Regions from separate parts of the Homo sapiens genome. Here region 2 is linked to region 1. Evidence: chromatin loops called from intact Hi-C (ENCODE). Cell type or tissue: endothelial cell of umbilical vein. All regions are shown on one strand. Each heading gives the region's core, and the rest is flanking DNA. Links, peaks and the distances in the headings are about the cores only. Region 1 holds the start of TMEM247 (transmembrane protein 247). Region 2 overlaps RHOQ (ras homolog family member Q).

What was found. A loop is a pair of places that touch in the nucleus more often than their neighbours do. Peaks named below come from ENCODE experiments on the same cell type or tissue, not always from the same donor. Only the 100,000 strongest peaks of a DNase experiment are listed, where the experiment ranks them.
Region 2: a loop joins it to region 1, with 2.3 times the contacts of the local background. A loop is called at or near these places in 6 of 110 quality-filtered maps.

The regions. Positions count from the first base shown.
Region 1 is chr2:46,476,780-46,488,264 of GRCh38, reverse strand. TMEM247 (transmembrane protein 247) reads right to left here and starts at 8,700. Exons shown (of 3, transcript NM_001424184.1): 1 at 8,563-8,700; 2 at 7,501-7,860; 3 at 3,840-4,021. The coding sequence starts at 8,679. The coding sequence ends at 3,840. RefSeq lists enhancers at 5,502-5,551, 9,797-10,363, 10,364-10,930. In endothelial cell of umbilical vein, for the core only: no CTCF peak of the experiment used is centred there; a DNase peak (open chromatin) is centred at 6,474; H3K27ac peaks cover 671 bases.
Region 2 is chr2:46,582,863-46,594,217 of GRCh38, reverse strand. RHOQ (ras homolog family member Q) reads right to left here. Exons shown (of 5, transcript NM_012249.4): 5 at 9,530-11,355. It overlaps PIGF (phosphatidylinositol glycan anchor biosynthesis class F), which reads left to right. Exons shown (of 6, transcript NM_002643.4): 5 at 1,635-1,743. It overlaps LOC124906003 (a long non-coding RNA gene), which reads right to left and starts at 860. Exons shown (of 2, transcript XR_007086307.1): 1 at 1-860. RefSeq lists a silencer at 8,048-8,231. In endothelial cell of umbilical vein, for the core only: no CTCF peak of the experiment used is centred there; no DNase peak of the experiment used is centred there.

The DNA.
Region 1 (11,485 bases), core at 1,632-9,631:
CCCAGTCTGCTGCCCTGATTGTGTCAGGTCATGGGCTTCAGGCAGAGGTCAGGAGGATGAAGGCAGAGTGGCTCCAGGCGTGTGGCCAGGGAAAACCATGACCTCCCTGCTGTGGTATGCAGTACTCTTCCTTAAAGCAGAGTGCAGCAGTGGCCCGGCCCAGATTGGCTACGGCTGTGCTCCATCTGATGGTTTCAACCCCATCAAGGCTTTCTGGCTCAGCAGCTCAGGAAGGGAGTGGGAGCTGGGCCTAAGGAATTAGGGATGATACACCAGTTATTTGCTTAATTCAGTATCTCCCCCCTCCACTCATACTATCAGAATTCTAATTCTGTTTGAGGCTGCAACAGTGTCCACGCAAAAACCTTACCACCTCAGACACCCTACAGATAGGTGCAGCCACATGACCTTAGTTTGACCAATGGCACGGAAGCAGAAGTCTCTGGGTGGGGCTTCCTGGGATGCTTTTAAAAGGCGGCTCCTTTTCTGACCTGGAGTAACGGACCTGGTACTTGGAGCTGCTTCAGCCAACTTGACACTGAGGCGGGAAGCCATGGGCTGAGGATAAGAGCCCTGTGGTGGTGGAGGAAGGCACCACCTGAGTCCTCTATGACTTCTGAGAGCAGTTTCACCAGCCGTGGATGGACTACCTGGGACTTCTTGGTATGTGAGCAACACAAACCTCTATTTGGTGAAGCCATTGTGGCTGGATTTCTTTTACAGCTGAAAGTAATCCTCAAACGCAGGACCTCAGAAAGTTTTTGGTCTGGAAACGGGAAGGTCCAGGCAAAAAAGCGGCCCCCAGGAATTAAAGGAGGAGGAAGGCTTTTATTTATCTGTTTTGAATTACTATTCCACTCTATAATCTTTAGTGTATTGCCTATTTCCCAAGGGATTAAGTTTATATTCCTCAGACCAATATTCAAGGCTCCCTAACACTTAGCCCCAAACCAATTTTCCAGGCCTGTTACCTTGTACACCATTCCCTGGAGCAAGAGTGACCCTTCCCTCCTGGATACACGTTACACACTCCCACCCTAATCTTCATTTGTGTGAGGTATCCCTCCTGATTTCCACCTGTTCGGGCTTACCTAGCCTTATGAGCTCGTCTTTTAAGAAGACTTCCTCTATCACCCAGGGCTCCAGGGAGCTCTTCTATGATCTCGTTTATAGCTGAGGTCTGTGTACTGATAGCTGCTTTACATTTTCATGTGTGTTAAACTCATCTCCCCAGCAAGGTTGTGAGATCCTCCCAAGGTAGGATCTTGGGAGCAGGGTAACATGGAAAGAACATGTGCTCTGGGATGATCTCAGTTAAGTCTAACGTCTCTGAACCTCGGTATCCCTGGCTGTGAAGTGGAGATGATATACATTTCTACCTGCAGGGTTTTGGTGAAGATAGCCTCCTTAGGGACTTAGGGCGCATGGTATGTTAGCATTGGTGCTGAAGAGGCGCTTGTACATTGGCTTGTTACCTGGCTGGTAACTGCTTAGCTGGGCCTTTTTCCTATCCTTTGCCTCCCTCTCTCTTCTGATTTTCTGCTTTGCATTTGAATCAGAAGATCTGTTCTAAGTTTAGGGAGTGACCATGAGTAGTTCTCATTTTCCTAGAGGGCAGATCTGAGGCTAGTGGCTTCAGTATTCAAACACAATAGGGAAGAGTAGATTTCATGCCTGTGGCTAAACATGTGGGATGAGATGCTCACTTAACCGTTCAGGGGAGTTTACTTTCTCTGAAGATTAAGAAAAATGAATGTATTTAAGTCTAGTTTTACCTGGCAACAGATGGATGGATTAAATGACCTTACGCACTTGGGTGTTTTGGTTTGTGTGTGTGTGTGTGTGTGTTTTATAAATGCCCAGTTCTGTCTGCTCTAAGAAGGTAAACAGGTGGACCTTAAACTTTTTGCTATCCTTATCTCCATCTCTCTCACCTCAACCCCATGGGGCAGAAACCCAGATCAAATAAAATGATCAGAAGAAGTGACCCATACCACAACGGCCCTTCCTTGAAAGTTTAATGAGAAATGATACTTTTATCACTTCCAAATTAAGTACCTGTCACATGCAGCTATCAATGGGATTGGATATATGGAGTTGGGTGGGAAATGAGAAGTCACCATGGACTTACATGGCATGATAATGTGTACTGACATTGAAGTCCCAAGGCAGTCATTTTTTTCACGTGATTTTACTGAGAGTCGCTCGAGAGCCCAATGAGACAGAAACTTATTCTCTTGTCACTCTTAAGGCAGAGCCCTATGCCAGAGGAGAGAAGGGGTCAGTAAAGACTTGATTAATTGCACAGCTGTGTCCAGCCTCATTCAGTTTGCCACATTATCACTAAAGTGTCCTGTGGCACAGCCAGCCATCGTGGCTGGGCTGCTGGGCTCAGAGTAGCCGACAGTCTGCAAGGAGTGTGTGTATTGAAGGGCTGAGGGGCTGGTGACTGGGGGAGTTGAACCCCTTTGTTGCATACTTGCAGGGCAGCTTCACTTTGTGCCTGACCGTGAGCCTTCTGGTGTTCAAAGTCTGTTCCTTTGGGTTGTTGTGTGTTTATTTGAGGGGCTGTAAACCTCTCTACTGTGGACAACTGTATACTTGTTTTGTATCTCTGTGTCAGTGTATTTGTTTCTGGGTTAGCCTTTCTGCATTTTTGTGAGTCTGTGTGCTTGGGTTAGTAGGTGGGTACGGGGTGGGGGTGTGTGTCAACTTTTTTTTTTTCCATGTCCAGCTTTCTAATAGAGTAGAATTAATGACGTCCTCTGGGTCTAATCAGGCACTTAATTCCTCCTTCCTTATGTCCCCTAGGAGTATGCCCTTATTTTGCCACATGCCTCACCCAGGGGATACACAGCTTAGTGATAGGGGTACCCCTTGTCCACCAGGTTCAGCTAGGCCTGTGCCAGGCTCGCTGGAGCTTCACTGCCTCTCCTTTTTGACCATATGCTGTCTGAAGGCCAGCTGTGTACAAGTCTCCTCAGGCCCAGTGCTAAATGAGTCCTGGCCAGTGGCCTGGTGATGGTATCCTGCCATGTTGGCAAGCTGGAGGGAGCTTGGGCATCTTGGCTTCAGGAGCCTAACATGGGGTGGCAGGGCTGGGCTCCCTCCGGAGGCTCTAGCAGAGAATCCTTCTGTTGCCTTTTCTGGTTTCTAGAGGCTTCCCATGTTCCCTGACCCGCAGTCCCACGTCATTCTGGCCCCTGCTTCCATGGTCACATCTCCTTTCTGACTCGCACCCTCCTGCCTCCCTTTTACAAGGGCCCTTGTGACTACCGCGGGCCTACCTGGATAATCTGGGATCATTTCCCCACTGCAAGGTCCTTAAACACAATCACATCTCAGCCTCTTTTGCCATATAAAGTATTCATGATCCTGGGGATTAGGACATGGACATCTTTGCAGAAGATGGGGGCGGGGGCTGCTCCCAAGCAAATCACAGGCTTCCCACCCCTCAGAGGTCTATGAACATGAGTAGATGTGGTGAAACCCAAGCCAGCTTGGTCATGATGTACTTCTATGGTTCTGGAAAGGTGTTCTAAACCCACCTTCCCTGCAGATATCTCCCTGACCTGCTAACATCTGAAATCGTCCTCTTGGGATAAGGCATCATGTCCACAGTGAGAACTCAGTTTCTGTATAAGGGGCATGAACGTGTTTCTTCACTCTCAGGTGTAAATGACTGACAGCAGGGCCCTTCCTAAGAGTGGATTCTGATTGGACAGAGGCACAAAGTGAAAAAAGGAGGTGCCTGGGAGGCTGGGATCATGCACGGATAACACTCTAGCATGGCAGGGGCGAGGGTTCCCAGTGAGGGAGAGAGCAAAGGCACTTGGAAGTATGACCAGAAAGTTTTAATCAAACAGAGCAAAATGGCTGCAATGCAGAATAGGTAGTGCTTGGCGAAGAGAAAGAAGACCATCTCCTTGGTGACATAGATGATGTGAATGAAGATGAAGCAGTACAGGAACATGGCAAACTGGTTCTGGGGCAGCAGGAAGTTCTGGAGGCCTCCTGAAAACTGTGGGGGAGAGAAGACAGTGGAGATGATGATGCCATTGTTGGCGCCAGGCAGATCTAGGTTCAGTCCTGCTCTGACCCTGCCTGTATGTGACCTCAAGTCATCATCTTCACCTAAAGAAAGGGTAATAGTGCCCATTTCCAAAATCATGAGGGCTGGGCAAGGTGGCTCATACCTATAATCCCAGTACTTGGGGAGGCCAAGGTGGGAGGATTGCTTGAAGCCAGGAGTTTGAGACCAGCCTGGGCAATGTAGTGAGACCCCTATCTCTATAAAAAAAAATTTAAAAATTAGCCAAATCTGGTGGCGTGTGCCTATAGTCCCATCTATTGGGAGGCTGAGGTGGAAGGATCACTTGAGCCCAAGAGTTCGGGGTTATGGTGAGCTATGCTCATGCCACTAACTTCAGCCTGGGTGAGACAGCAAGATCCTGTTTCTTAAAAAAATAAAACAAAACAAAAGATCACAAGGAGGAAAAGTGAGATAATGAACATTCCTAGTCAGGTAACTAGCACATAGAAGGAACTCATCATTTTTTACTTTTTGAGCTGCTCTTATCCCTCCTGACTGGGGCGCCAGGCCACCACCTTCCTTTCTCTTTATGGTCTGTACGGCCCATTGGAGCCACACACGTGGGTCTTCTCCCTCTGACTCCAAGAGCCCCACATGTGGATGTTGGGTCTTGGGAGTGTTCTCTCACAGTGCCCTGACATTCAACCTAGTTTCCTGGACAGTGGCCCAATGACATGGTGTCCCTTGCATATAAATGACTGTTTCTCACTCCCTGGGTCCTGACACATATCACGTGGGTCAGCCCATGGTCCTTCAGTCCAGGGTTTGGTGTCTCTTGGAGGCAGGTGCTGAGAGATAGGTGATGGGGTCTCCCTAAACCCTCAGAGTATTTGGGCTGGGGGAAAGCAGCTTGAGTTGTCTGGCTAATTCTGTCTGTGGGTTGCTCTTTTCTTGAATCTATATAACTGGGGCCCAACAGTCTTCATTTTAACTGTAGAAAGTATCAATGTATAAGTAAGGCAAAAGCTGATATTATTTTGATCCATAGTTAAGAGGGCATAACCCATGCATTATTTTTTAAAATATTTGTAAAAATCATGGCATATTTTTGGAAAGCACCAGGTGGCAGGGACCGAGATGCCCTAAACTAGCTAGAAACACACTCAAAGAGGTATTTTCAATTCAATACACTCTCTCTGTCCGTCCATCTATTCACCCTCCCAGAAAAAGAGAAGAGAGGAAGGTACAACATCAAGTCAACTCCCCAATTTTTAGTAAATGCACAAAAAGTAAGCACTTTTGTAAACTATCACCAAAGGCTGGAGGATGGGGACACATCACTGTTGAAACAGCTGCATAAAATGTGAGGGCAACTAGACCAAACTGAGGGGACAGAAAATGACCTGATGATGCTGCCTCTAAAATGAATAGCTAGGAAGGTTGGAGACCAGAGGAAGCAATCCAGTGTTCTAATGGGAGTGGAGGACGGGGCTGACCCGACGGTTCTCTGCAGGCTCAGTATGGCTCTGGACCCCTGGACTTTGCCACCTGTCTGCAGTCTGCACGTGTTTCAGTCTGAAATGCTGATGAGTGATCATTATGACTTTCATTAAAAAAGAAAGTGCTTGTGAAACCCTTTAGACTTTTCAAAATACTTTCAATGTTCTAATTCTTGAGCAGAAGAGAGAAATAGAGAGAGGACTATATACCAAAGATTTCCATCTCATCCAGCAAGGAGAAAGATTTTCAAACTGAAAAGGGGGTAAAATAAATATGGTTAGGAGGAGACACAGGCCAAAGGCATAGTTACAATATCATATCTGCTTTAAATAGTTTCAGGTTCCACTTTGTGACAGATTTTATCCCAGGCTACTGAGAAAAGTCACAAGTTTGCAAATGGAACTTAGAATTCAAAAATATTAGGAAGTGTGCTAAAGTCTAAGCAATAGGCAAATGTTTTCTAGACTTTTCAAAAAGGGTGTGGGGGCAGGGGAAGATTCTGGAAATCCAAGTTCAGTAAGCTTGACTGAGTTCAGTGAAATCATTTCATGTTTATAATGAAGCAGGTATTTTGTGAACAGAAAAAAAGATAATTGTTTAAGAAGCCAGCACGTGCTCATTGAGAACAAATGATGCAAAACCAACCTTACTTTCTTAAAAAAACAGAAACAAAACTGGACCAGTCAATTGGGGAAATGCTATAGGTAATGTAATATCTTAATTTTGGGAAACCATTTGACAGTGCGTCTCCGTTTTTTGGATAAGGTGGAGAAATGTGAGCAGGATAAAATGTAACTCAAGGGTGATGATTAATGGAACATTGCCAACCTATACAGAGACATTTAGTGGTATTTACTTTAGGTCATTTCCTCCTCAACAATTACAGCAATGATTTGGATAAAGGCAGAAGGCATGGTTCTCAGAACTGAGGATGACTCAGAGCTGGGAAGCACAGCTAATACATCATATCCCAATAAAACTGAAAAGTGATAAATGTATGTTGTTGCATTTGGGTCAAGAAGTGAATTGCATGAGTACATAAAAATGGTAGTAGCTAACGTTTATTGAGTGCTTACCTAATGTGCTGGGCTAATTGCAAAGTGCTTTGCGTGTGTTCTCTCATTGATTCCTGACAACAACCCTGTGAGGTAGGTACTACTTCATGGATGAGCAAGCCAAAGCTCAAAGGAAATTAGTAATTTGCCCAATGTCAGGGAGTTTATAACTGGCATTTTAATCCAGGACTTTCTGACTTTAAAGTGCAGGAAACACTGCTTTAAACAACATCTTCCACTATTGAATGCTTATGATAGCCTAGCCACTGTGCTAAGCTCTTCACATCCCATTTAATCTCAAGTAGGCATTCTTATCCCCCATTTAATACAGATTAGGGAACAGTGGTGTACTTCTTGTGAAAAGATGGCTGTTTCAGTTGACTAGAAGGCAGTATGATCCAACAGAATAAACATAGCCCTGATCGGGGAGGTGATGGTTCTATCAAAATCCACTGGCCAGGGTGCAGTGGGGATTCTGGGTCTAGTCTCCAGGCATCAAATTTTAAGAGATGCAGAGAGGACTTGTGAGCGGTGGAAGAGGGAGGAAATGTTGAAGACTTTTCCTTGAAGCTACCAAAAAGGCTGTCGGGTGGGCGATGTGGTTCTGGGGACCCTCCCGGCCTCAGCTCTCCTTAGAGAGTCACATCTCAGCTTCCCGTGGAAGCTCTGTTTAACAGAGCTGGCCAGGTAGGGTAGCGAGCTTTAAGGCAGTGAGCAGACATCTCTGGAAGTGAGCCAAGGCGGAGAGGGCTGGAGACCGCCCGAGTGGATGCTCAGCCCCTTTCAGCCGAGATCCAGGATCTGCAGGGTGGGGTGCCGCGCAAAGCAGGGAAGGTGGGCGCCTGCTCCAGGCCCCATGGGACTTCAGCTCCAGGCCTCCCTCCTCCCAGTGCCCCGTTCCTTGTCACCCACCAGGCGGGGCGCCGCCTCTTGCTGCAGCTGCTCCATCACCACCTCGTGCTGCCGCTCCCGCTGCAGCTGCTCCATCACCACCTCGTGCTGCCGCTGCCGCTGGTTCTTCTCATGCAGGTACTTGAGCCGCGTGAGCTCGAACTCCATGCGCACCTTCTCCAGCTCCATCTCGGGATTGCGCTCAGTCCCAGGGGTCGGGGGCAGCTCTGCGGGTTTGGGTCCGTCGCCAGCCTGGCCTTTGGTAGCACGGCAGGACTTGGGGGACAGCGATTTAAGCGGCCCTTGGCAGCCTCCGTCCTCACAAGCTTCCATCTCTTCCAAGTAGTCATAGGAGGAGTCTGGCTTCTGGGACTCTGCCTCCTGGCGTAGGGGAAGCAGGGAGGGGAGGTACCTTGAAGAGTCAGGATGGGGCTGCCCCTGACCCCATGGAACTCCCGCAGCCCCAGGCCGCAGTGGACTGGGGTGTTTGAATTGTAAAGATCTAGGCTGAATTCTTATTAGAAGTGCTCTTACCGGGAGTTGTCAGGACCTGCGGGTCAAGGAGAGGGCAAACTAGCACAAAGTAATAGTGCCCTAAAGTTGCAAGTGGAGGCACTGGGAGTTGAGTAGATTGATGTCCATTTTTCTAGTGATTTTTCTGATCACCAAAGAGGCAACTTCCGGGCCCATCCTCAACTCTACCTGACTTTGAGGTCAGTTAGATGCCAGGTCTTCAGGAAGTTACAGAGGGAGAAAGAAACCCAGGGTCTGAATTGAGAGAACCTAAATATTTGGGGACCAGGAAGAGGGCTATGGTGGGGAGCCAGGTCCTATCCACCCAGCAAGGAAAGGACCCCAAGTGGGGAGGTAGATAGAGGAGACCAAACCCAGCTTCATATGACTTCACAATCTTATGGAGGGCTACCTGGTCCCTGGTGACAGCTGGTGCCAGTTACAGGGCTGGGGTACATGTCACCTGATGTTCTTGGCAGTTGTCTGGAAGCTCAAAGCATGTGTTCCTACAGTATTCTTGCTCCCCCTGACGGAATAGGCGGGGGTGGTGAGACACAGCAGCCCCCTTACCAGATAAGCCCTTGGCTTCCCTTCAGACTTGGAGTCACCAGGCACCATCTTGGGGAAGGTCGGGCAACTTTCTCCCGCACCCCGGGCTTCCATCATCTCCCTGTCCTCTGCTGCCATCCAGAAAACCAGAACGCTGCCAGGTGGGGTCACAAGACATCATTTGAGGTGCTGACATTTGGCCTCACCAGATTCCACAGCCTGGCCACCATCACAATCCCCTGTCGTCATCATAGCCTACATTCTACAAGTTGCTAGGGCCCCTTTGGTGGAGGGTGTGACACCTTTGAGGTAGTAACATGCTAACATTAAGAACTGCAGGATGGGCCTTTGCTGCCCATAAGGATGGCTTTGAAAACTAGAGTTCCAACTCATGCAACTCAGAATTCCACCATTTGAAATCCATTTCCTTGGGTTCCTTTTTTAAATGAAGATTGTGTTGGAAATGAGTCACAGCTCCACAAACCCTGTTATGGGCTAAACCAGGTCCCCCTCTCTTCCCAAAATTCATATGTTGAAGTATTAACTCCCAGCCCCCAGTACCTCAGAATGTGACCTTATTTGGAGACAGGGTCTTTATAGAGGTGATTAAGTGAAAGTGAGATCATTAGGGTGGGATCCTAATCCAGTATGACTGGTGTCCTTGTAAGAAGATGATGATGTGAAGACAAGGGAGAAAATGGCTATCTACAAACCAAGGAGACCGGCATTGTATTAGGGTTCTCCAAAGAAACATAAAATGACATTTATTACACAGAATTGGCTCATGCAATTATGGAGGCTGAGAAGTTTTATGATCTCCCATCTGCAAGCTGGTGTCCCTGGAAAGCGGGTGGTATAAATTCCAGTCTGAGCGCAAAGGCCTGAGAACCAGGAGCACTGATGGTGGAAGTCCCAGTCCAAGGTCAGGAGAAGACTGACGGATCACCTCATGTAGTCAGGCAATTGAATTGAGAGCACCAGTTCAACTGGCAGTCTGCCTTGTTCCATTTAGGCCCTCAGTGGAGTGGATGAATCCCACCCACATTGAGGAGGGCAGACTGCTTTACTCAGTCCACCAATTCAAATGTTAATCTCTTCCAGAAACACCCAGAAATAACATTTAATCAGAGATCTGGCCATCCAATGGCTCACTGACGTCAACATGTAAAATTAACCATCGTAGACCTGGAATAGATCTTTCTCTCCTAGCACTCAGAAGGAACCAACCCTGCTGGCACCTTGATCTCTGATGCTGACTCTCCAGGATTGCGAGAAAATAAATTTGTGTCATTTACGCCAACCAGTCTGTGGTTCTTGGTTACAGCAAACCTAGGACACTAATACAACCCATCATTCATACTTCCACGTGGGTAGAATGGAGGGCTGGGGAATGTATTTTGTCATCTTCCATTTTGTGAAAAAAGCAGCAAAACATCTTTGGTAGTTGAAAGCAGGATTGCAATATGGAAAGACAAAGGGCTGCATTTGAATTCCAGCTTCGCTACTCTCTCCGGCTGTGTGATCAAGGGAAAGTGTATTCATTTGTAAATGGGATAAAGATTTAGCCACTTCCCTACGTTGCAGCACCGATGTGAAAATTAGATAGGGTAGGAGGGGGAGTTCCAAGATGGCTGAATAGGAATAGCTGCAGTCTACAGCTCCCAGCGTGAGCAACGCAGAAGACAGGTGATTTCTGCATTTCCAGCTGAGGTACCAGGTTCATCTCACTGGGGCTTGTCGGACAGTGGGTGCAGCCCACGGGGCATGAGCCAAAGAAGGGAGGGGCATCGCCTCACCCGGGAAGTGCAAGGGGTGGGGGAATTCCCTTTCCTAGCCAAGGGAAGCCATGATAGACAGTACCTGGAAAATCAGAACACTCCCACCCTAATACTGTGCTTTTCCAACGGTCTTAGCAAATGGCACACCAGGAGATTATAGCCTGTTCCTGGCTTGGAGGGTCCCACACCCACGGAGCCTCGCTCACTGCTAGCACAGCAGTCTGAAATCCAACTGCAAGGCGGCAGCAAGGCTGGGGGAGGGGCGTCTGTCATTGCTGAGGCTTGAGTAGGTAAACAAAGCAGCCAGGAAGCTCGAAATGGGTGGAGCCCACCACAGCTCAAGGAGGCCTGCCTGCCTGCCTCTGTGGACTCCACCTCTGGGGGCAGGGCATAGCTGGACAAAAGGCAGCAGAAACTTCTGCAGACTTAAACGTCCCTGTCTGACAGCTTTGAAGAGAGTAGTGGTTTTCCCAGCACGGAGTTTGAGATCTGAGAACAGACAGACTACGTCCTCAAGTGGGTCCCTGACCCCCAAGTAGCATAACTGGGAGGCACCTCCCAGTAGGGGCTGACTGACACCTCATACCACTGGGTGCCCCTCTGAGATGAAGCTTCTAGAGCAAGGATCAGGCTGGAGTGGACCTCCAGCAAACTCCAACAGACCTGCAGCTGAGGGTCCTGACTGTTAAAAAGAAAACTAACAAACAGAAAGGACATCCACACCAAAACCCTATCTGTACATCACCATCATCAAAGACCAAAGGTAGATAAAACCACAAAGATGGGGAGAAACCAGAGCAGAAAAGCTGAAAATTCTAAAAATCAGAGCACCTCTTCTCCAAAGGAATGCAGCTCCTCGCGAGCAATGGAACAAAGCTGGACGGAGAATGAATTTGATGAGTTGAGAGAAGAAGGCTTCAGACGATCAGTAATAACACACTGCGAGCTAAAGGAGGATGTTTGAACCCATCACAAAGAAGCTAAAAACCTTGAAAAAAGATTAGACAAATGGCTAACTGGAATAAACAGCATACAGAAGACCTTAAATGACCTGAAGGAGCTGAAAACCATGGCACAAGAACTACATGACGCATGCAGAAGCTTCAGTAGCCGATTTGATCAAGTGGAAGAAAGGGTATCAGTGATTGAAGATCAAATGAATGAAA
Region 2 (11,355 bases), core at 3,356-11,355, 100 kb before region 1:
GTAGTCAAAAATTGGCCTAGGAAATCCTTTAAATTGCTAAAATAGTACAATTCCCTTTACATTGAACTTGGCCAGTTTTTCCTTCCAACATTGGAACACATCTCTGTTCTATTGAATGCTAGTTGAAAAAGCTGACTTATATTTATAGGTGTTACATGAAATAAAAAAGAATAATAAAGCCCTACAAATAGTACAAATTTGGATATATGTGATTGGCTCCAGCCCGTTCTTAGCCCTGCTTCTCAATGGAAACAAGCTAAGGCTCTTATCTTGTGTAGTTGGGGAGTATGAGATGGAGGATGATAGAGGGATTGGTTTGTGAACTGACTTGTCATCATTTGGGACTTTTAAAATTCAGTGTACATTTTGCGTGTAATAATTGGCCTGTTTCTAGTTAAATAAATCATCTAACAAAACAAATGTTTTCCCCCATACTATCTAGAAGAGGCTACTTTTCAATAACTTCACCTTGCAATTTAAACAATTGAATATTTGGACCCCACTTAGTGCATTGCAGTGGGCTTTTACCTGACTGTAACCAGACTCCTGTTCTACATGATGAAGTGTTCACCCTATGAGGGCCAGGCTGAAACTAACACCTACTAAGAGAATGGCAGAATTAAGTCTTTCCACCTTTACACTCTCAGATGTGCACTTAGTAAATAGGAACGGTAGGCAGAATCACCAGATCTTTTGAAATACTTTGTTCTTGTTCTCTGCCTGTTTCTTGCCAAGTAAATTGAATTGGTTTATATAAATGAAGTGTGCTGTAAGAAAGACTAGTTGAGGCCGGGTGCAGTGGCTCATGCCTATAATCCCAACACTTTGGGAGGCCAAGGTGGGTGGATCACAAGGTTAGGAGTTCGAGACCAGCCTGGCCAACACAGTGAAACCCCATCTCTACTAAAAGTACAAAAATTAGCTGGGCATGGTGGCACACACCTGTAATCCCAGCTACTCAGGAGTCTGAGGCAGGAGAATCGCTTGAACCCGGGAGGCTGAGGTTGCAGTGAGCCGAGATCGCTCCATTGCACTCCAGCCTGGACACAGAGTGAGACTCCGTCTGAAAAAAAAAAAAAAAAAGAAAGACTGGTTGAATAAATGATGCACCATCCATACAATGGAATACTGTTACAGCTGTTAACAAGGAAAAACAAGCAAAACTTGGTTTATAACATGATGCATCTGAGTTTTGTTTTGAAGAAATATACATATGTACATGTGTATTTATGCAAATGTACATATATCCTTCAAAACAAAATTATGTGTGTATTTGTGCCTGTATAAAATATTTCTGGAAGAATATGTAATAATTTAGCATAATAGCAGTTGCCTGTGGGGAAAGGAACCAGGAGTTGATGATAGGGGTGGAAGACTTAGCTGTTTCTACAAATGCTCTTTAACATGGTTTGACTCCTAGTGCGTCTGTATATTACCTTTCCAATGGAAAACATTTACATCTTCTTACCAATTAACTATTAATAGTTCATGGTAAATATGTATATGTCATTTTGAGATTTTCATTTTAAATTAGCAGGAAATATATGTATACTGATAATGTGTGCTAGTGCTTGTTGGATTCTCCAGCAGCTCATGTATATACCACCAACGATGTACCAATTTGTGTTTCACAGAGTTACATCCATATGGGAGAATAGTCTCCAGATCACTACAATTTCTAGCTTTGTAGGAGCATGGCTTGGAGCACTTCCTATTCCACTGGATTGGGAAAGACCATGGCAGGTTGGTTTCAGTTACTTAAAGCAACAAAATAAATGTTTGTACAATGATAGTAAAACAGATGAAGCAAACTAGTGTGTATATGTAAATTGTTTTGTTGTTCAATTAAGTAGGGATACCACTTCTATCAGTCACTGTAATCTGGGCAGCTTCTTAATGGGGACTGTCCAGTGCCACAGGTGTCTAGGTAGCCCTGGTTTTATCTTCTAGCACTATTTTTTGCACATGTGTAGATGAATAAACAAGCTTATTTTGTGATTGTATATAGGCGGTTTGTTTATTGTTTTTAAAAAAGACAGGTTCTCACTCTCTTGCCCAGGCTGTCCTCTAATGCTTGGGCCTAAACGATCTTCCTGCTTCAGCCTCCCAAGTGGCTGGGACTACAGGTGTGTGCCACCGAGCCCAGCCAGTATAGGAATTTTTAAAAACTAGGTTAATAGCTGCAGAAATTTCCTATTTTCAACTTTGATATTTATTGCCCTTGTGGTCTTATATTCATATTTTCTGAACTTGATTGATGGCCAAATTGAATGTTCCTCTTGAAATTTTTAGAAGCAGATAGCAAGGTAATTTTTGCAGCAGCGGCCTGTGTTATCAAGAAAGCTCACAAACATCAGATTTTTCGTCTTGTATCACAATAAGATAAAGCTGATATGCTAGGTAAAGCACTGTGAGGTAAGTGCTCTTTTTATACCCATTTTACAGATGAGGAAACTGACACCTAGAGGGTATGTAACATTCCCAAGGTCACTGAACTTACAGTGATGACTGTATCTTTATCTTAATATTAATGACTTTGTAGTATGCCATTATATACTTTATAACTTATTTAACAAATTCACTATTGATCATTTAGATTATTGCCAGTATTTTGTGATAATAAACACTGCTGTGATAAAATCTTTGAATCTATAGCTTCTTGAATTTTTCTAATTAGGTTCACAGAGTAATTACTCCCAAAAAGAATTATGGTATTAAAAAATAAATGTGCTTTCTTTTTCCAACATGAAGATAATTTTTTTCTGATCACGAAGATAATGTATATTTATTTAGAAAATTAAAGCAATATTAGTAATTCTAAGGAAGAAAGTAAAAATTACTTTCCTCCCCAACCACCCAGAGGAAACCTCCATTTGCTTTTGGTGATAATTTTTGCAGCTGTCTCTCTCCATGCCTGTAACTATAATATTCATGTTGTTTTTAATCTGCTTTTTCCCCTCAGCAGTATATTATGGAGCTCATTCTATGTCAATGAAAACTTACATATATGTAATATTCGATTATTTGTGTAAAATATTGTACCAGTTTTTTATTAAAGAACATTTAGGTCATTTCCTATTTTACTATTATTATTTTATTATCAAATATGGTCATTATCATACTTATACATCTTTGCATATTTGTCCAATTTTCTCTGTAGGGTAGAGTCCTACCTAATGAATTGATGAATTAAATCTTTGATACATACCTCATTTGCCAAATGTGGGATCCAGATTGTGTGCCTTGCACATAACTGCCTACATTTAGCTCTATTCTTTGTGCTTTCAGTTAGATGTCGTGTCTCCCCGAAAGTCAAATTGTTGTTTCATGTTTAATAGGTCTGATAGGTTTGCCCTTCCCTGTTTTAACTCTTCATCACTATATTAGAGAAATCCTTGGAGGTTTGGTGTGTGTATCGTCACAGATTCCCATCTCAAGTTTTTGGTGCTAGTAAAGGTTTCTTAAGTTGACATCTTATAGAAGTCATCCATACTTGATGTCATTCAACAGAGTGTCAGTGATTTCTAAATTGGAGGACAATCAAAATCATTGAAAAGTATACACAGAAAATTGAAACTGTGTAGATTCATTGCTATCAAGTAATGCAATTAAATCTAAATAGAAAGTATTGATAAATAAAGTACTATGGGACATTAGCTTTAATGAGTTGGTAAGATATAATAATCATTTTGTATATGATGCAATACATTAGAGTGTAAAGGTTTGATATATTACACATAATTTAAGTCTTTTCTGTTTACAAGACAGTGCAGTAGTAGAAACTGAACTAAGAGGAATGAATATATGTGCTTTATAAAATATGTGTTTAGGTTTGCTTAGAAAATATATATCTTAATTATTTACAGTTCAGTCACCCATTTTGGGATTGTTCAGGCTTTTAGCTGATGACCCATTTTTCTCCCTCAGTGCTTGTTAACAATAAGGATGAACTAGATCCAAATTGATGGTATTACTTTTTAAATTAATGTAAAGTTTCCATTTGAATTACTGACTTTTTAAAAAGATTTTCTAGGTAGCTGGAAATTAATTTAATTTTAAATCTAATTTAAATACATAACAAGTGTTGGTTTCCATTAAGAGTGTTTCATTCAGCTGGAATATTACTGGCCATGTAATTATCTTTACTATTGGGTTGTTTTTAGAATATTCCAAGTTAATGACCCACGTATTCACTGTAAACCTTTTAAATTATGAAATGTATTGTTGAGGGAATGATAGAATTGATGTATAATTAAAAATCTTTTATTCATATAGCACTCATCTGCTCCTTGCCCTTTTAGCAGTTATTTACTAATAAACTAAAGAAATGAGGTTTTTTTTTCACTTTTTATTTCCAGCAAACAAGGTTGTTTGTTTTTTTGTTATTGTTATTTTTTAATAATTCTAACTCCACAGAACAGCATCTCCCAGAGAAGCAATAAATCAGATAAGGGAATATGGCATTTTCTAAAAGTGGAGATGTTGTTAGAGCAAAATTTCATGAGAAGACAATACAGTATACACTTTATTATCTAAAATAGAACATGTATTAAGAGATTCTTGTTCTGTGTTCCTTGTAGCCCAATACCGATTTGATCTGCTTGTGGTAAAGCAAGCTTTTCTGGATTGTGTTCTGGTTTTATTTATATTCCAGTCAGAGAAACAGGAATATCTGGTTAAGCAATTGTACCTTTAAAAACACACACATGCACACACACACACAAAACCCCACAAAATCTACTACATGTTTTAATTCAGTTTTCTTTACTTTGAACTCAAACCATTGTATAACATTCCTGAGGCCAAGCATAAGATTATAGTGATGTGGATTCTGTAATGAGCTGTTTCAAGCATATTTTTATGTTTAAAATAATTTCTTCATTAAATGACTGGAAAGGCCCACTGAAAATATGTGATCTCAATGTAAAAGTTTTTTAACTTAATATAAATCTTAAGTGATTTTAAATAATGGCAAGTGATGAAAGATTAGGCATCTTTATAGTTGGAGGAAGCCTTTCTTTTGTAGAAGGCAGCAAGGGGATATGGTTAAAGAGAATATGGTAGGGTAGCTACCCATTATACTGTTGGTCATCTTTGTTGTTGTTTTAATACTTTAAAGTCATCTTCTTGCCTCTACCTTATTTGCCTTAAAATCTCAGCAAGAAAACAAATATTTGAATTTCCCATAATCCAGATAGGCTTTTTCAACTTCTAGAGAAAGCTTATAGTTGCTGACAAAATAAATATTTGGACTACAGAAAACCTTTGTATTTTATAATTTGATTCTTTATCTGCTGTAACTAAATAGCTAATCAATAAGTATTTGTTGTTATTACTGTATGCATAGCATATGTTCTGTGTAAGTAAGTACAACAGATACTTAAATACACCCAGGACTGGAATTTAATTATTTAATAATTTAGATTTGAACTGTGATTTAGATTTAATATGCTGTAACTATTTCATAGAATATGTAGCTATGAGGTTTTTCATCTGGAAAATGTCTTGTCAAAACATGGCTAGTATTTCATGTTATAAAAAATTAGTGGAAGGTTAAGAAATATTGTTGGTTATTCTGAGCACAGGAAATTGACCATGAGGTTTTTAAACTCACGTTTTATTAATGGGTAGGCAGGTAACATGATGATTAGGAGTTCTGGCATCAGATTACTGGGTTGAAATCCTGGCTTTGTCACTTGCTAGTGAGGATGAAATAATAAAATCCCTCTAAAATACCTAGCTCAGCACCTGACACATGGTTATTACTTAATTAATGTTACAGGCATTTGTGACCTAGAAAAGACATAGTTTAATGACTATATTTTTAGCCTTCAAAAAATGCAAATTCCATGATTTATTTGAGTTCTCATATATTAGAGAATATGTTAATTGTCTCAGTTTGTTGTTTTATTTTTTCTGCCCAGCAGTCTTTCAGTTGGTAGAGTGGACTGTTAATTTATCTATTTCTCTGGTATTTAGTTATGCCAATTTAGGGTATTTGGATTTCACATAATTTTCAATCCTGTCTGACATTTCAGATGACAGTAGAAAGAAAACGTAGCACTTATAGATCTCTCCATGTACCCTGCAGGGGGCTTGGTACTGTGAAATGAGTAACTTAATCCTGACAACCGTAGTGCAAGGTAGGTTTTACTCCCATTTTATACACTAGAAAGTCCAAGTGTGAGAGGGGAGGAGTACACATCTTGCTTAGCATTACTCAGGTGGGAAGAGGGAGACTTAAGATTCACATGAGAGCCCCACTACACCATGATTCTTTTCATTGCTGGAAACTAAAACATAGCTTTTCTTTTTAAAAAATGGTCATAGCTTAGGTCTCTTTGGAATAGCTAAATTACTTATTATATTTCATTTCTTTCCCCACATTGTTTTCATTACATGCCTTGACCGTTGTGGTGGTGTCTGTATTTTAGGCCGTAATTTATTTGTAGGAGAATATTTAAAGCTAATATGCAATGATTTTGTCCCTAACAAATCCACACATGCCTTTAAACTATGGACTTCAGTGCTACAATCTTTAAAAATATTTGAACCAAATAATCAAGTCTCGGCTAGGATGCTTATTTCTTACGAAGGTAAAAAGGAAAATTGATATAAAGTATTTTAAATAACTGAATTTGGAGATTTTGAATTTTAGACACCTGAGATCGTCTTTGAAACAATTTAAAGTTGTTTTAAAATATTTGTACTTATTCTCAACAGACACCAGATAAATGAGGCATTGTTGTATTTAAAAATTTTTTGGGTTTTTTTTTTTCAGTTTTACCACGTTAGAAATCTAGTATTTGTGAAATATGTATATTCATTTCCTAAAGTCACAGATGCCACAGATAATTCTTTCATAAGTTGAAACTAGGAATCATAGGATTATAACTACATGAATTACTGCAAAATGCTGGAGGGAGATTAAAACTAAGATTATGGATTTGATTGATTGAAGAGCTGCAGGTTTTTACGTTAATTGGTATTTCCATTACCAAAGGGATGATACTGTGTTTTAGACCAAAATAAAATACTCATTTATATGAATATGGTTTGTATGTTTCAAGCATGAGAAAAATGTGTTAACATTGAACTGGCATGAAATGGTTTTGGATTGAAAAGGCGTGTTCATCGTAGGGTAATCATGTTGATAATGCTCTGCTAACAGGACTTTCATGTTAGAGAGAATAATGCTGGCCAAGTTAACTCGTTTGCACGAGTTGTGACCAGAACCTTTTAGTGTCATTTTGACAAGAATTCCAGACCAGGAACTACACACCCCTTCGCAAATAACTCTTCCTAAAGTAGTATTCTTAGTCACAGGAGAGTGTATACATGGATGAGTGTAGATTTTTAACTAGAGAAATGTATCCCAATGAGTAGATTCATTTGTGCATGTATTCCTGTATCAGACAATAACATTTACTTTAGGAATATCTGGAAAAACATACTGTTCAAGACCAATTTTGGAGGAGAATATAAATGATTATTTATAACCAGTAGGTCAGCAGGCTTTGAAAGATGAACTCTCTCAGTCATGCAAATGCAAATTTGTGATAAGCACAATTAACAAAACAAACATATTGAAAAGTAGCTCATGAGAGATTGAGAACTGGATTTTATCTTCCTTTTTATCTCGAGAGAGACAGTAATCCTAATGGTTGTGAGTTGTTCTAAATGTCTGTAGGTGTTCTGATTTGCAGATAGGTCAGTTTCTCCATGTTATCTGTGACAGTGTAAATCTCCCCCAAAATTATAAGTAATATTTATTATATTGGAACACATTTTTAAGAATTTATACTAAAATGTATCCAAAATTAAATAATTTAATCTTAGTTTACACCTTTAACTGCTGGGTTAAGGTAGGGGCTCCACAAATAGTTTCGAATGAATGGAGTCATTCATATGAGCCTTTAAAAATTAACACAAATGCCTACCAATGATTAGTTTAAAACCACTATCTGTACTTAAAATTTTGTTTCTTCGAATTTATGAAAAATGACAGCTAGCAGCAGGGTAACCTTCTGAGGTAAGGATACAGATGGTTAACGTAATGCCAGTATGTTGTACAGCTCCTGAATTTGCTCTTGTAACAGACATTTCACATGAAGAACAGCATGTATTAAAGATGATTGCTTTATGGCTGGGCGCGGTGGCTCACGCCTGTAATCCCAGCACTTTGGGAGGCTGAGGCAGACGGATCACGAGGTCAGGAGATCGAGACCATCCTGGCTAACACATTGAAACCCTGTCTCTACTAAAAATACAAAAAAATTAGCTGGACGTGGTGGCAGGCACCTGTAGTCCCAGCTACTCGGGAGGCTGAGGCAGGAGAATAGCGTGAACCTGGGAGGCGGAGCTTGCAGTGAGCCGAGATTGTGCCACTGCACTCCAGCCTGGGCGACAGAGCGAGAGTCCGTCTCAAAAAAAAAAAAGATGATTGCTTTGCAAGGGTAAAGAATAGTTCCTACCACTTCCTACCACACAGTATATTACTCATGAACTATTCGTTCTAAACTGCCGGTTCTACTTATTACATAGTAGTGTCAGTGACCAAAGAAATACTGTTTGTGTAAGTTTAATTTTTTCAAGTTAAAACATGTAATATACAGAATACTGGTACGTGGTACTTTATAGCTTTCATGACAAATTTTAAGAGATTACTTCAGCCCTGCATTTTAAGTATAGTAGGTACTTCTGTCCCTGTTCTGTAGGGGAAACTGAGGCTCAGATGTTAAAATGAGCTGGCTAAGGTCACTTAACATCTGATGTACCACTTATTTTTTAATTAGATTTTTCTTCTTCCTGGTAATTTTAATAATTTTACCCACTTGAGTTGTAATATATTTGATTATACACCATAGGTTGTTTCTTCTATTTACTGGCTAAAAAAATGTAAATTTATAAAAAACTCTCACTATCTTGCCCAGGCTGGCCTCCAGTGCTTGGGCCCTTGTCATTTTGGTGGCAAACACTTGTGAATGACTTCCTTTACATGAATGTCTTTGTTCTAAGTTTCCTATTTTCTTTAAACAAAATAATTATATAAAGCCATCTCAGATTACCATAATTTGGAGAAATCTTTATAGCAGTGCAGCTGAATTATGTATTTAATAGATATCACTTTTTTAAAAAATCCTATTTGTGGCATGAAGAACGTTGAATAGAAACATGTCTGTATGTGAGATAAGGAAATAGTTTTAAAGGAAAACCTTAGGATCTAATTATGAAAATACCTGATTAAGCTAGGATTTACAAATGAATTCTGTTGCCATAGTGTAGTTTAAAAATTTTTAGAATAATTATAAGAAAATCAGTAGGAAACTTGCTTGAGGAATAGTTCTTAGTGGGCAGCCTCCCTCCTTTTGCTGTTCCCTATTTTGATAATCTATTTTGATCTTCAAAAATCATGAAAACGGCCCTTAAAGAAATTCTCTTTTAAAAAAATGACAGGGTTACGATTAAGAAATGCTTATTTCAGGAAAGCCAAGGAGGTACTCTTGTAAGTACAAAGCCTGACCCATCATTAACAGTCTTCAAAGCCAGTCCACATTTTAATTTGCTGATGGCATGCACTTCTTGATTTACATAACATGAATAACCAAGTGTTCCAAGCCGTAACCCTTCATTAGACAAAATTTTTTAACATTTCATTTTTGGCATTCTGTTGGAGGTGAGGTGTGGCAGCTGTTTAAAAGAATGTGCGTGGTGGTATGTATGTGTTTGAGAACAAAGAGCCATACTGAAATTACAAAATGATTAAAATACAATTTAGTAACCCAAATTGGAATCTAGCTGGGATTCATGAGGGATTACTATTCTCCCTATACTTTAACAGTGAGCTTTTTTTAACAGAGTATAGGGACTCATACTTTGCCAATGATTAGTAGACTCTCAGCATAAATAGAGGAAAGAGTATTATCCTAAATGTTTACATAGGGTAATAAATAAAAACTACTAAGGTAAAAAGTTCAGTGCTTTACGTAGATAGTAAACTATGCATAGTATTTTATTTGTAACCCCATGTGTTAAGAAGGGACACTGTTAAAGTAACAATCATTTAAAAGTAACAACCAACAAACTGGTATTTAATTTGGTATTTTAAATAGTTAAAAATCAAATGGAAACAGTGTCTAAAGTCACTAAGATAATTCATAACAAAACCCATTAATCCAAGCTCCACTTATTGTAAATAGAATTCACCATGAGCTAACCTAAAATGTACCTGTGGAGATAAAACAAGAGTGTAAGTTAGCAAAGTATTAAATAAAATTTCAGGGAGCCCCTAAATTTATTTTTAAGAACTTTAGAACTAATTCTCTATATGCAAACACTGATTAACTCAAATATCTTGTAAGTTCATTCATACATGGCCTTATTTGAGGCAGTGTATTTGTATTCACTAGCAAAATTCATGTCAGTAAAATATTTTTGAAGCAGTTTATTTCCCAGATATTTCACTAGTTTGAAATAGTCATTTCAGTGATTAGTCTGAATTTCTATTGAAGCCTAAGCTTTGAATGAAGACATGCTTCTGAAAATAAGGCAGTTTTTCTCTAGTCTGCTTATCAATAGAAAACAAATCTTTGGTTTTTAGTTAAAGTGACAGGAAGGATTTTTGCAAAAAGAAAAACTAAAGAACCAAAGCAATTAAAAAGCTCTTGATAAGCAATGGGGAACTCCAAACCCATCAAGGTCAGTAGAGTACCTAAGGCACCTCAGCTTCAGATGTGACAGTCATCTTTGCTTAGAGTTCTGATAATCTATATACATGATTTTTACCATCTTGAGAATGTGAAGCTGAAAAGGTAACATCCAACAATGATTACTGTGAATAAGAAAATTACTGTGATAAATGGGAGAGACGTTGGAGATCTCTGTTCTACCTCCCATATTTATAATGAGGAAACCAAATCCCAGTCAAGAAACAGGTGACACCAGTTTGTGTAGACAAATTCCTAATCTGTTTCTGTTAGGGCAGGGCAAATTCTAGACTTCTAACTTTGAATTAGTAAACCAAGTGTGAAGGGTTTCAGAGATATGAATTGGAGCCCCCTCCCCCCACCAAAAAAAATCCTCATAAATCCCCAAAGGCAAGTTGGAAATGTGTAATAGTTTACTGTTGTAATTCGTTTATACCATGTGTTGGACAACTCAGCTAATATGTTAATTGATTTATACAATTCCTTTCAATTTTATCTAAAAATAAGCAGACCAAAATTAAATAAGAAAGTTACATAAGATTCCATTTGAGCATACATAAGGCCATGATACTTTAATGTGAACCACCATTTCTTGGAAGAAAGAAGACATCCAAATGTCCGATTCAGAGAGAAAGTTCCTGGCCAGTCA